3 separate regions of the Homo sapiens genome follow, and regions 2 and 3 are each linked to region 1. The links are chromatin contacts, found by Hi-C or POLR2A ChIA-PET in ENCODE. All regions are on one chromosome and are shown on one strand. Each heading gives the region's core, a stretch centred on a gene start or an enhancer-like site at or near the end of the contact. The rest is flanking DNA. Distances are from core to core; before and after follow the strand shown. Region 1 holds the start of CALM3 (calmodulin 3). Region 2 has its middle 6.4 kb from the start of MIR6088. Region 3 holds the start of SELENOW (selenoprotein W).

Region 1 (4,507 bases), core at 940-3,439:
GTTGCTGCCTCCTTTTTAGCACTCAGTGGCACCTTAAAACCAGGTTTGCCTTGGCTCTATTAAAGATCAGAGCGTCTCCCATCCCGAATGGGGGAGGTCCCAAAGGGGATATCCCAGTAGCATAGGAAAGCTGGCTAGGGGTTCATTCCCAGGGGAGCTATGGAAGAAACCTCCCACAGCATGGTGCTAACGAACAGCCACTCTGATTTGGCATCTCCTTTGGCCAAGTTATAGAGTAGAGAGAGTTTCCAGGGCTGGGGATGGTAGTCCCACCTCCCCACTTTGTCTGTGGCTATTCTCAGAGGATATTTCTCCCTTGAGGCACTCCTGATGGTTGTATTCTTGTGATTACAGCACTTTGGGAGGCCAAGGCAGGCGGATCACTTGAGCTCAAGAGTTTGAGACCAGCCTGGCCAACATGGTGAAACCCTGTCTTTACTAAAAATACAAAAATTAGCCAAGTGTAGTGGTGGGTGCCTGTAGTCCCAACTACTTGGGAGGCTGAGGCAGGAGAATCGCTTAAACCTGGGAGGCGGAGGTTGTAGTGAGCCAAGATCATGCCACTGCACTCTAGCCTATGTGACAGAGCAAGACTCCGTCTCAAAAAAAATACAGATCTTGTGTGAACTAACAGAATAAGAACTCACTTGTTACCGTGAGGACAGCACCAAGTCATTCATGAGGGATCCACCCCTATGACCCAAACACCTCCCACCAGGCCCCACCTCCAACATTGGTGATCACATTTTAACATGAGATTTGAGACTGAGTAACAAGTGTTAGGATTAAAGGCATGAGCCACCGCGCCCGGCCATCTTCTTTACCTCTCCACTGTGTCAGTTTTATTTTTCTCTTCTTCTCTAGACACTTTGTTCCTCAAGATAGGGGGCAGAGTGGGAAAATGACCATAGTCAGAATCTATGGGAAGGACCCACCCAAAAGGAAAAGGCTTCTTGTGCCCAGGCTGCAGATCCAAACCCCAGGGAAGGACTCTCATTGGTTCAGTCTCCATTCTGTTCCAGGTGGAGCATAATGATTGGTCCAGCCTGACTCGTTTGCCCATCTCTTAACCATCAACATGGTGGGGAGGGGACACGCAGGAGACTGTCAGCTCCTATCCTAAACGGGGGAGGGGGCAGGGGTGATCATTTTCTGAGCTCCTATAAACAAAGTTTCAGTTCTTTTTCCTCCTATGGCTGGAACACTGGAATAAGGAAAGAGGTCGTCTGTCTGGAGAGGCTGGTTGGGGAGTATGGTCTCCCCAGCCCAGCCAAGCTCAGGTCCCTGCATACAGCAGGCGCCTAATTGATGCTTATAGCACGAATGACTGAATGAATACCCCGTTCCCACAGGCTGTCCTGGGATGGTCCTAATTTCACAGACCCTGAGCGGATCAAGAATGAAGCGGGCCCAGGGGTCCCGCCCACCGGCTGAGTGCGTCTTAGGACGCAGAGACAAGACCACGGAGGGCGGAACCTCTGAGCGTTAGGTGGCACCTTGGAGACCCCGCCACCTCCAAAGGCCCAGTTAGGGGCGGAGCTTCTAAACCCTAGCATTTTGGATTGAACCATCGTCCGTCGGTTAAAGGGGAGAGCCGAGAAAGCCCTTCTGCATTTGTCGCCAGCCTTTTTACCACCTCCTGGCCACAGAAACGACGTATTTGCTTCTCTAACGGCGACGCCGTTTCCCCCTTCGCCTCGTTACTCCTCAAAGCCCCACGCGGCCACAGAGTTCAGACTTACCCACCACCACCTTGCAGTGGCTCGCCCCAGTTTGACGCATTGCAGGGAAGGTCGGACCAATGGGCGCCAAGCTCTCATTTCCGCCATGGGCCAGGCCCAATAGTGACGCGGCTCACAGAGGGACGCGTCACGCACCGCCGAGCTGTGCCCCTCCGCCGAAGAAAGTGAAGTGGGCCCGGGAGGCGGGGCGCGCGGCGAGGGAAAGTAGTCCGGCGACGGGAGCGAGCGCGCGCGCGCCCGGCGGCAAACCCAATTCCTGTGCAGGGTGGGGACGAGAGATTCGCGGGCCCGTAGGTGTGGAGCGGGGCGCGGAGGGATCCGTGGGAGCCGCAGTGCGGCGGCGCGCGGGCCGGGTGGGGCGGGGCCGAGCGAGGCGGGGCGCGCGCGGCGGCCGTTGAGGGACCGTTGGGGCGGGAGGCGGCGGCGGCGGCGGCGCGCGCTGCGGGCAGTGAGTGTGGAGGCGCGGACGCGCGGCGGAGCTGGAACTGCTGCAGCTGCTGCCGCCGCCGGAGGAACCTTGATCCCCGTGCTCCGGACACCCCGGGCCTCGCCATGGTGAGTGAGGCTGGGGGGTCGCCGAGGCTGCGGGCTCTGAGGCGGGCTTAACGGGGCAGGACCCCTGAGGGGGCGACAGAGCCCAGAGTGGGGGGCGTCCGGGCCCGGCGAGAGCCTCGGGACCCTTTTCTACCCGCGTTGTCGGGGGCTGTTGAACCCAGAGCGGGACGTCTGGATCACCAGAGGTTTCCAGAAGCGACTTTAGCACCAAATGGGATGTTTAAGTCCACAAATGGGTATCTGAGCCCCTAAAGGGGACATTTGAACCCCGGATGGAGGATCGGGACCCTCAGTGGGACCCCTCAAAAGGATTTTGGACCCAGGATGGGGCGTTGGGTTTCAGGATGGAGGTGTTTGGACCCCAGGGGACGAAATAAGAAAGATGGGCTGGGGAGGGGAGCTATTCGGGCCCTGATGAAGGCGTTTGGTCCTGAGAGGATGCGGGGAACGGGGGACGAAGGGAGGCTGGGCTGCTCCTGGATGGGGTGGTGGAGGGTAGCTGGGCCCGGGCGGGGAGGGGCGACCCCTGGGCTCCTGTGGAGCAGAGGAGAGGGTCAAGGATGGGCGGTCACTTCTACAGATGAGACTCCCGAGGGTGGGGGAGGGTGGGGGAGGGTGGTCTCCAGAGCCCAGCACTGCAGAGGAGGAGGAGGGTGAGGTGCAAGCTTATGGGAGGAAGAGCCTGGGGTGGGTGGCAGCGGAGATTAGAAGATACTCTTGAAGGCTTCCGGGACGGAGAAGGATCAGGGTCGTGGAGGTGGTGAAAAGGGATGGTGAGAGTGGGGCTCGCCAGTAGTCGGGGGACAGGGACCCTTGGGGTTAATTTGGAAGTAGCTAGAAAAGGTTCCGAGGTTACTAGTGGGTTAAGACTGTTGCTCTAGAAAGACAGAATTTTTTTAACGGGGTGGGAGTGTTGTGTTTGGGTCCAAGAGAAGATGGATTTCCAAGGTGAGGGGTGGGGGAGGACTTGGGCTTGGGTGGTTGGGAGGTGAGGTGGAAGGAGAAAATGAATGGCAGTCAGGGGGGCCTAGGTTTGGGGGTGGATGTGGGTAGCACCCTGCCAGTCTCCAGGGACAGGCCAGGACAAAGACGGCTCAGTGTGGATGGGGAGTGGGCTGCAGGGCCCGGAGGAAGCTTTTCTACCGTCCTCCTTCCTCAGGAAGAACGCGGCTGGGTGGAAGACACCGGGGCAGTGGGAGCAGGTGGGCGGAGCTGTTCGGGCCCCTATTGCGCACTGAAGCCTCATGAAATGGGGATGGGAGATCAAAGTTTGGGGTGCCTCGAATGAGCCAGCTTTTTCAAGCCTAGAAGCCTCACTCTGTCGCTGCCCTTTTCAGGCCAAGAGCACTGCCTTTTCCCAGCAGGAGCGCCGGTTTTCTCATGATCCCCAGCCCCACGCACCATGCTGCACCTCGTCACTTGTGCCAAATGACAGTGCAGTACAGTGTGGCGTCAGTGACAATCAGATGCCTATTCCCGTGCCCTCGGGGTGGGGGCTGCAGAGCTTGATCAGAGAGTGCCTCTGGGGAGACCCCTTGATCGGCCTGAGGGCCACTTGTTCCATTCAGGGCCCTCGCTGAGCGTGTCTGTTAATTCACAGGGCTTTGAGAGAAAACCAGCAGACTAGTTCTTTCCTACTCCCTGCCACCCACAACACCCACAGCCCCACCAGGCTGAGCCTGGGAACCGTGTGCAGCCATCCTCCCTGGCAAGGCTGGGGAGAACAGGCAGCCGCTGCTGTGTATCAGATCTCATACTTGCTGACACAGACCTGATGGCTCCTCTTGCCGCTACCCCATTTTCCCCCAGCAGAACCTGGCTAAAAGGGGCCCTGAAGCACTAGCAGGCCCCCTACCTCCAGAATAGGACCCAAGCTTTGGCCACAACTAGTTTCTCTTTCTGTTTGTAATCAGCAAGGTAGAGGTGGGACAAGTCACTGGTAACTGGCCTTGGACTTTGGCCTGAGCTCTGTGGCTCCTCCTTGGCCCGGGTGAGGGGCCCTGGCCTTGGTTTCTGATCTCATCTAACACTGCTCTCTGGCATTGGCTGGGGGCTGGGGCAAGGCAGAGAAATCACACCCTCTTCCCTCCCCCACCTCATGGTTTTTTTTCTTGTCCAGCCCCTTGCTGGAGCCTAAGATGAGGGATAAGGAAGCAGGAGACCAGCTGAGTTATTTTGGAAACAGTTTTTGTTGAAAGTTTAGTCTTCAG
Region 2 (3,952 bases), core at 1,237-3,736, 1.2 Mb before region 1:
GTCAGTGATTGGACACAACAGCTCCAGGCCTTGGGAACAGTCAGAACTCTGTTCCCTGGGCCTAGGTCTTCCCTTTGCACTGAGATCATCTAAGGGCCTCCCCATTTCCATATCCTGAGATTCTCAGTGCCCACTCCAAGCATCAGTGTCAGGCCTCAAGGACCTACACTGCATGTTCTGGGGGTTTAAAGGGAGCACACTGACTTCCCTGAGGGTGACAGAGGTCAGAATGAGTGACTAAGGTCTTGGGCCTGGCCCTGACCCTGCAGTGGGTGGGAGAGATACCCAGTTGAGGCCCAGGTCTCCACCCAGGTAGCAGGGTGGATGGCGGGGGGGTCATCCCTGAGGTGAAATGTGGGTGGAAGATACCTAGATAAGTTTCAGAGTCAGTGCAGAGATGGTAATTTTTAAGTAACTTCTAAAATTTTCGAGTAGCTGGGATTACAGGCGCCTGCTACCAAGCCTGGCTAATTTTTGTATTTTTTTGTAGAGACGGGGTTTTACTATGTTGTCCAGGCTGGTCTCAAACTCCTGACCTCAAGTGATCCGCCCACCTCGGCCTCCCAAAGTGCCGGGATTACAGGCGTAAGCCACTGCGTCCAGCCTAATTTTTTTTTTTTTTTTCTGAGACGGAGTCTTGCTCTGTCACCCAGGCTGGAGTGCAGTGGCGGGATCTCGGCTCACTGCAACCTCTGCCTCCTGGGTTCAAGTGGTTCTCCTGCCTCAGCCTCCCAAGTAGCTGGGACTACAGGCCAGGCGCATGCCACCACGCCCAACTAATTTTTTGTATTTTTAGTAGAGACGGGGTTTCACAGTGTTAGCCAGGATGGTCTCGATCTCCTGACCTCATGATCCGCCTGCCTCGGCCTCCCAAAGTGCTGGGATTACAGGTGTGAGCCACTGTGCACAGCACTTTTTTTTTATTTTATTTTTTTTAATTTTGAAAACTGTTTAGAGGCCAGGTGCGGTGGCTCATGCCTGTAATCCCACCCAGCACTTTGGGAGGCCGAGGTGGGAGGATTGCTTGAGCCCAGGAGTTCAAGACCAGCCTCGACATTATAGTGAGATCTCATCTCTGGGAAAAAAATTTTTTTTAATTAGCCAAGTGTGGTGGCATGCACCTGTGGTCCCACCTACTCAGGAGGCTGAGGTGGGTGGGAGGATCGGTTGAGCCCAGGAGGTGGAGGTTGCAGTGAACCGAGATGGCACCACTACACTCCAGCGTGGGCAACAGAGACCCTGTCTCAAAAAAAAAAAAAAGAAAAAGAAAAAAAGTTTTGGTAACTACAAAAGGGTATACCTTGGAAAAGTAAATTTCCCTCCCACTCTGATCCCCACTTCTCAATATTAACTATTTTTTATGTATCTTGGCCAGTAGGATTCACTGAGCTCTCACGATGTCCCTGGCCTATGCAAAGCCCATCACAGAAATGAAGTGGCTGGAATCATTCAGCACTCAGTGAGTAGGCCAGACCCCATTGCTATGCCCATTTTAGAGATGGGAAAACTGAGGCTTGGAGAGGTGCAAGGATGTGTCCTTTTGAGGGCCCGGTTCTGAAGGCTTTTCAAAGTTGAGGCAAGGAAGTGGATGAGATCAAAGAGGCAAGGTTCAGGCCAGGATACAAATCCCAGGGAGGGTGACAGGGGTGGGGAGTCAAGGAAGGCTGCCTGGAAGAAGACTAAGGGTAGCCAGGAAGGCATCTTCCAGAACCTTCTGATGGAGGGCTTGGATGGAAGTAGATAACTCTGTTTGGCAGGCTGAGGAACCACCAGCAGCAGGGCGTGGCCCCTCCTCAGACCCACAGCACCCCAGAGGTATGTATAGAAGAAGCAGGCTGCTTAATGACATCTCAGGGACACATCTCGGTGATAGCACAGCCGGCTTAGTTATGACGTCTGAGTGATTTGCCAACTGCCTTAAGACCAGCATCCCTAGTCATGCCCCGCGGGGGGGATGAAGATAAGAGGAAGTGACAGGCCATCGGGGGAGGAAGGGGAGATGCAGTCACACACAGACCAGGGACTCAGGAGCTGAGGGATGTGTGGTGCCCTCTGCACTAGGGAGGGGTCTCCCAGCTGCCTGGATGTGAGGGTCCATCTTATTGATTTGTCTAGTGAAGGAGGCCAGGCTCCAAGGAGGTATGGCTGTAGTCAGTCACACTCAGTTTGGGATGGGGTCCGCCCAGGGGCTGCAAGGATCAGTCACTGCTGTGTCCCCATCACCTAAGGCAGTAACTGGGACACAGCCGGCGCTCCATACATCTTACTGAATGAATGAATCGAATGAAAAGGGTCAGCACCGTCTGGGACTCAGTTTACCCTCGCGGTCATTGGGCTGCTTCAACCAAGGGGATCGCTAAGAACACCCCTCCCCACCTTGGGTCCCAGATCCCAGATCGCCAGTGAGTAAGAAAACGGGTTCGCGCCGTTGGTGGACTCCGCCCACTTGTGACGTCACGAGCCGCTCCCCCAGGATCCCGACCCAGGCGTCTCCCTTGGGATGGGGGCGGAGAGGAACCCGGGAGTCCAGACTCAGGCCCCGCCCCCGGGAGCAGGCGGGCCGGGCAGGGTTACACAACCCGTCGTCGCGTCCCGAGGGAAGTCGCCGGATGTCCTGGCCGGGCCGGGGACAATGGGCAAGGAGGGCCCCTCCCGCAGGAACCTGGAAGTGGCAGGGGCTCCCCCTCTTCTGATTCACCCTTGTTTCCGGCCCGGTTTAGCCTCCTTCTCCCTGGGGATCCTATCTCCTCCCAACTCTACCCTCCTGTGGCCCTGCAGTTCGGTTCTTTCTCCGAACCGGCAAACCTCTCTCCTCTACACCCCGTACCCCGTCCTTTCACACCTTCCCAACGCCCCCCGAAACTCTCTGCCCTCACACTCATCGCTTGTAATTCCCGAATCCCCTAAACTTCCAGTGTCCCCGGTCCTTCCTTCACTCATCCATACCGGGCCCCTCTTCCCACCCCCTCAACTACCCCCACTATCCTGCCCAGGCCCTCCCAATCCCCTCCCCGGGCTCCCCCAAGCTTTCCTCAATATCTCCCAGCCCTCCCTAGCCCCCGACTCACCCGCTTCCCTCCAACTGACCCCAATACACTCTCTTGTCCTCCTAATCCCAGCCTCCCGCAGTTCCCTCCTGTCTCCTCGAACTGCCCCATGTCCCTACCTCATCTCCCCAAATCCTGTTCCCCATTTCCCCCCCTCCCCCAGCCAGCCGCTTCGCCCCCCACCCCGGAGCCCCTCCCCGCCCCTAGGCCCAAGGCCGGCCCGCGCCCCTCCCGGGCGCGCTCCCACGCCCGGCGCGGGTTCCCAGGCCGCCCCCCCGCGGTGGCCCAGAGACCCAGTTTGCTGCGGCAAAACACTGGTCTCCAGGCAACAGGCCCCGCCCCGCCCCAGGGCCGCCAGATGAGGCTGGGCGGTCAGGAGGCCACCGGGCCGGGACGGAGCACCCAGGCCTGCGCGCCAAACCCTCGGCCTTGGCCCCCAGAGGCCTCAGGGCGCAGAAACCCGGAGACTGAGGCGCAGCAAAGAGGAGATACAGAGATCAGGGCCCCGGAGCAAGAAATTCGGAGACATGCGTGGAGGCCGAAGCAACAGGGAACTGTCGGGGCGCAGAGATATAAGGAAAGACCACGCGACAGATCGAACAAGGACGGGGCCCAGAAATAAGCACAGAAATAATGCAGTTACACACGGGCAACACCGAGGCCGGCAGGGACGCCCCTGATGGCAGAATAATCCATCTTTAGTCCTCAGGACCTTTGCACTCAGTTCGAGGGACTTCCCCTCTCTGACTCTGTTTCTGTATTTGTAAAATGGGGACATTAATACGCAGCGCTTAGCAAATCAGGCTGTTCTGACGATTCAGTGAATTCGCAGACCCAGAGCTTGTAGCACAATTCCTGGCATGTACACTCATCATTCATTCATTCAACCGATTTTTTGTTGTTGT
Region 3 (3,896 bases), core at 186-2,685, 1.2 Mb after region 1:
CAGGCCTTTTCCTTTCTTTCTTTTTTCGAGACAGTGTCTTACTCTGTTGTCCAGGCTGGGGTGGCAGTGGCACAATCACGGCTCACTGCAGCCCCAAACTCCTGGGCTAAAGTGATCCTTCCACCTCAGCCTCCCCAGTAACTGGGAGTACAGGTACATGCCACCACACGGACTAATTTTAAAAGTTTTTGTAGAGATGGGGTCTTGCTATGTTGCCCCAGCTGGTCTCAGACTCTTGGGCTCAAGCAGTCCTCCTGCCTCGGCCTCCCAAAGCATTGGGATTACAGGTATGTGCCACCGTGCCCAGCCGCAGCAGGCCTTTTGTTTTTTTAGAGAGGGTCTTGCTTGGTGGCCTAAGCTGGAGTGCAGTGGTGCAATCACGGCTCACAGCAGCTTCCAAACTCCTGCGCTCAAGCGAGCCTCCTGCCTAAGCCTCTCAAGTAGCCTGGGACTGTAGGCACACACCACCACGCCCGGCTGATTTATTATCTATTTATTTATTTGAGGTGGAGCCTCGCTCTGTCACCCAGGCTGGAGTGCATTGGCCTGATCTTGGCTCACTGCAACCTCCGCCTCCCAGGTTCAAGTAATTCTCCTGCCTCAGCCTTCCGAGTAGCTGGGACTACAGGCACGCGCCACCACGCCCATCTAATTTTTGTATTTTTAATAGAGACGGGGTTCCTCCATGTTGGCCAGGCTGGTCTTGAACTCCTGACCTCAAGTGATCCGCCCGCCTCGGCCTTCCAAAGTGTTGGGATTACAGGCGTGAGCCAACGCACCCAGCCACTAATGTATTATTATTATTATTCTGTAGAGACGCAGTCTGGCTATGTTGCCCAGGCTGGTCTTGAATTCCTGCCTCTGCCTCCCAAAGCGCTGGGGTTACAGGCGTGAGCCACCGCGCCCTGCGGCTGCAGGTCTTTATAAGGCAACTGTGGGCCCTGGACCGCTCCCTGAAAACCTCCCCCTCAACTCCCTGTCTCCTCCCTCACCTGGTCTACCCCGAATCCTTCCCCTCTCGCCCCCTCGCCCTCTCCAGGGGAGGTGAGGGACTCAAGAATCGCGCCCTGCTTCTGTCCCCACCGCGCCGTCCCCAAGCCCACGCAGTGAAAAGACCACCCTTGAGGCTGATTCCGGGTCCAGCTGGGAGCGGCCAGCCGTAAATCACCGCCCCCGTGGGCCGTACCATTCTGGCCGGGGGGACCTGGGAGGGGACGCGCGGAGGGCTTCCCCCGGGGACTGCCTGTATCGAGACTCTCTCCAGCCCAACAGGAGGATGGGAAGGAGACTTGTGTGGGGGCCTCGGGCTGGCGGGTCGCGGGTTCCTTATCCTCCGCCTTGGCGCCTCTCCGCCCACCGCCCACCGCCCCTCCCTGGCATTGGTTGGCGCCAGGGGAAGCCGAGGCTCCATCCTTTCTGCGCAGGTTCCCGCCGCACTCGCGCAGACCTAGCGCGTCCAGGTGGGAGGTTAGTGTGGCCCGGGCGTCCGCTCCTCAGCGGATGTGGCAGCCCCGAGCCATGGCTCTCGCCGTCCGAGTCGTTTATTGGTAAGCCCAGCGGCCAGCGGCCCCCGTCCCCGACCCCCGCCGGGACCCGATTCTCGGAGCCGGGGTCAGGGAGCCCCGGGGAGAGGACCCATGGGAGCCCTTGTATGGGAAAAGGGAGCCCCTGTATGTGGGTGGGGTGGGCGTACGGAGGGGCGAAAAACAGAGGGCGGTCGTCCCTAGGCCCCGTCTTCGACTTGTGACACGCTGGGCATCTCGGGTTATAAAAGGTGGGGCTGAGACGAGTGTGTGTCAATTTCGAACCCCCGACTCCGGGGCTCCGCTGGGGAAGGGGCTGGGGGTCAGCTTTGTAAAGGGACCTAAGGCTCCTCCACCCTAAGGCTTCCCCTCCCCCAATATCCCGAACAGTCGCGGGGTGGGGACAGTGAGAGCCCAGAAGGTTCGAGAATGTCTCAGCCTGTGTTTCAGAAGCACTTGAATTGTTGGCCTCTGCCCAGTGGGTTCCCTTGGCCACGAACCCCACTCCTTTTCTGGCCTCAGTTTTCCGTCTGTGGCAAGAGGGAGGCTCTGTGTCAATACCGAACACGCTTAATTTCTGCAAGTCTCAGGAAGGGTATAATAGGATAGGATATAAATTACGTTCTCTCCACTCCCCAGCACCTAATACTGTGTGGCATGCTGTAGGTATTTAATAAATACGTGTTCAATGAATTTATCCTCCCAGGAATCCCTTAAGAGAGGGGAATTTTAGGCCAGGTGCCGTTGATCACGCCTGTAATCCAAACACTGGGAGGCTGAGGCGGGTGGATCGCTTGAGCCCAAGAGTTCGAGACCAGCCTGGGCAACCCAGGGAGACCCCCCCCTCGTCTCTACAGAAACTTAAAAAGTTAGCCGGGCATGGTGGCGCACTCCTGTAGTCGCAGCTGCTTGGGAGGCTGAGGCAGGAGGATCACTGGAGCCCGGAAGGCGGAAGTTGCAGTGAGCTGAAATCGTGCCACTGCACTCCATCCTGGACAGCAGAGCGAGACTCTGTCTCAAAAAAAAAAAGTAAATTAAAGAGAGGAATTTTAGTTCTATGTTACAGGTGAGAAAACTGAGGCTGGGACTGGGGTGGGGGCAGGTCAGTAGCTTCAAGTCTGGACTGCAGGTGACAGGGGTAACTGGAACCTGGGTTTGTCGGCAGCTTTCCAACGTCTCTGCCTGCTCGACAAAGCAGAGGCAAGAGTGACATTTTGAGACGCCTACCAGGCCTGTACACCAGATTCCAGTCCCGAAATAGCCTGCTGTGGGGGTTGGGTGAGCCTGTATTTCACCCTGGGGACTGGGAAGGTGTTCAGAATCTAGGAGCTGCGGGGCCGGGTGCGGTGGCTCCTGCCTGTAATCTCAGCACTTTGGGAGGCTGGGGCGGGCCGATCCCCTGAGGTTAGGAGTTCGAGACCAGCCTGGCCAACATGGTGAAAATACAAAAATTAGCTGGGCGTGGTGTAAGAATCCAGGAGCCGCAGGGTTTTCCTTGGAGTGCTGCGAGGGCTGTGGGTGAGGGTGGTGGGCACAGGGAGTGGGTGGGGACCTTACGTGTGCTGTTCTTCTCCTAATCCAGTTCTCCTGGTTTTCCCCCGTCCCCGTCTCTCGTATTTGTGGTCTCCTTGTCTCCTCTCTCCCCTTTTTCCCCTCCCCCTTCTCTGTCTCTTGCTTGGTGTTGGTTTTCTGTGTGTCTCTGTGTGTCCCCGCGCCACCCCCTGTGCTGTGTCCCAAAACTCTGCCTGGCTGGTGCCTGTCTTCTCTCTTGAGGGCATCTGTCACCTCTTCTGCTTGGTCATCTGTGTTCCTCTTTATTTCTTCCTGGCCCCATCTTGCTCTCTCCCCACACCGCCTGTGTCTACCCTCCTCTCCCCGATCCCCCACTTCTCCCTCTCTCCCCTGGGCCCCAATGTCTTGGACTCTCCTACCAGTGGCGCTTGAGGCTACAAGTCCAAGGTAAGCAGAGTGGATGCCCGGGGGGCATTCCTGGGAGCTGGGGAGGGGTAGAGTGCATATTGGGAGGGGGCTGACTGGTATGACCCCTGCTGTGACCTCTCACCGCGTTTTCAGTATCTTCAGCTCAAGAAGAAGTTAGAAGATGAGTTCCCCGGCCGCCTGGACATCGTGAGTCTTGGGATGGGGAGAAAGACTTGAGCACAGCCACTGTGTCGGTCCGTTAGGCCTGGATGGCACTGCAGGGGGGTTAGGTCAGCCCTACGCCCTTCACCCATGTTCTCATCCCCCTGGGAAGGGGAGGGTCTCCCCAAGAGGACATCTTAGCCCCTCCAACATCTCCCCTACCCCCTTTCCTCAGTGCGGCGAGGGAACTCCCCAGGCCACCGGGTTCTTTGAAGTGATGGTAGCCGGGAA

The links. A loop is a pair of places that touch in the nucleus more often than their neighbours do. ChIA-PET counts read pairs that join two places held with the same protein, here RNA polymerase II (POLR2A). Pooled maps may share reads with other maps.
Region 2: a pooled map shows a loop between it and region 1 (6-fold over the local background). The contact joins the enhancer-like site here to the promoter of CALM3 in region 1. A Hi-C loop is called at or near these places in 1 of 50 pooled maps. POLR2A ChIA-PET finds 5 or more read pairs at or near these places in 2 of 52 experiments (GM12878 and MCF 10A).
Region 3: a loop to region 1 is called in a pooled map, with 8 times the contacts of the local background. The contact joins the promoter of SELENOW here to the promoter of CALM3 in region 1. A Hi-C loop is called at or near these places in 4 of 50 pooled maps. POLR2A ChIA-PET finds 5 or more read pairs at or near these places in 2 of 52 experiments (T-cell and activated CD4-positive, alpha-beta T cell).

Annotation. Positions count from the first base shown.
Region 1 is chr19:46,599,141-46,603,647 of GRCh38, forward strand. CALM3 (calmodulin 3) reads left to right here and starts at 2,190. Exons shown (of 6, transcript NM_005184.4): 1 at 2,190-2,297. The coding sequence starts at 2,295. It also overlaps the pseudogene PPP5D1P. RefSeq lists enhancers at 1,455-1,954, 3,683-3,752 and a silencer at 2,085-2,224.
Region 2 is chr19:45,441,070-45,445,021 of GRCh38, forward strand. It overlaps a transcript of ERCC1 not described here. Among named protein-coding and RNA genes, the nearest start is that of MIR6088, 6.4 kb to the left of the region's middle. RefSeq lists a silencer at 3,201-3,400. Within about 2 kb of position 2,487, at least 36 of the 41 ENCODE cell types and tissues checked have a DNase peak (open chromatin) inside an H3K27ac peak, as active enhancers do.
Region 3 is chr19:47,777,268-47,781,163 of GRCh38, forward strand. It overlaps SELENOW (selenoprotein W), which reads left to right and starts at 1,436. Exons shown (of 6, transcript NM_003009.4): 1 at 1,436-1,547; 2 at 3,458-3,482; 3 at 3,597-3,650; 4 at 3,841-3,896. The coding sequence starts at 1,519. RefSeq lists silencers at 1,324-1,583, 1,594-1,733 and an enhancer at 3,801-3,896.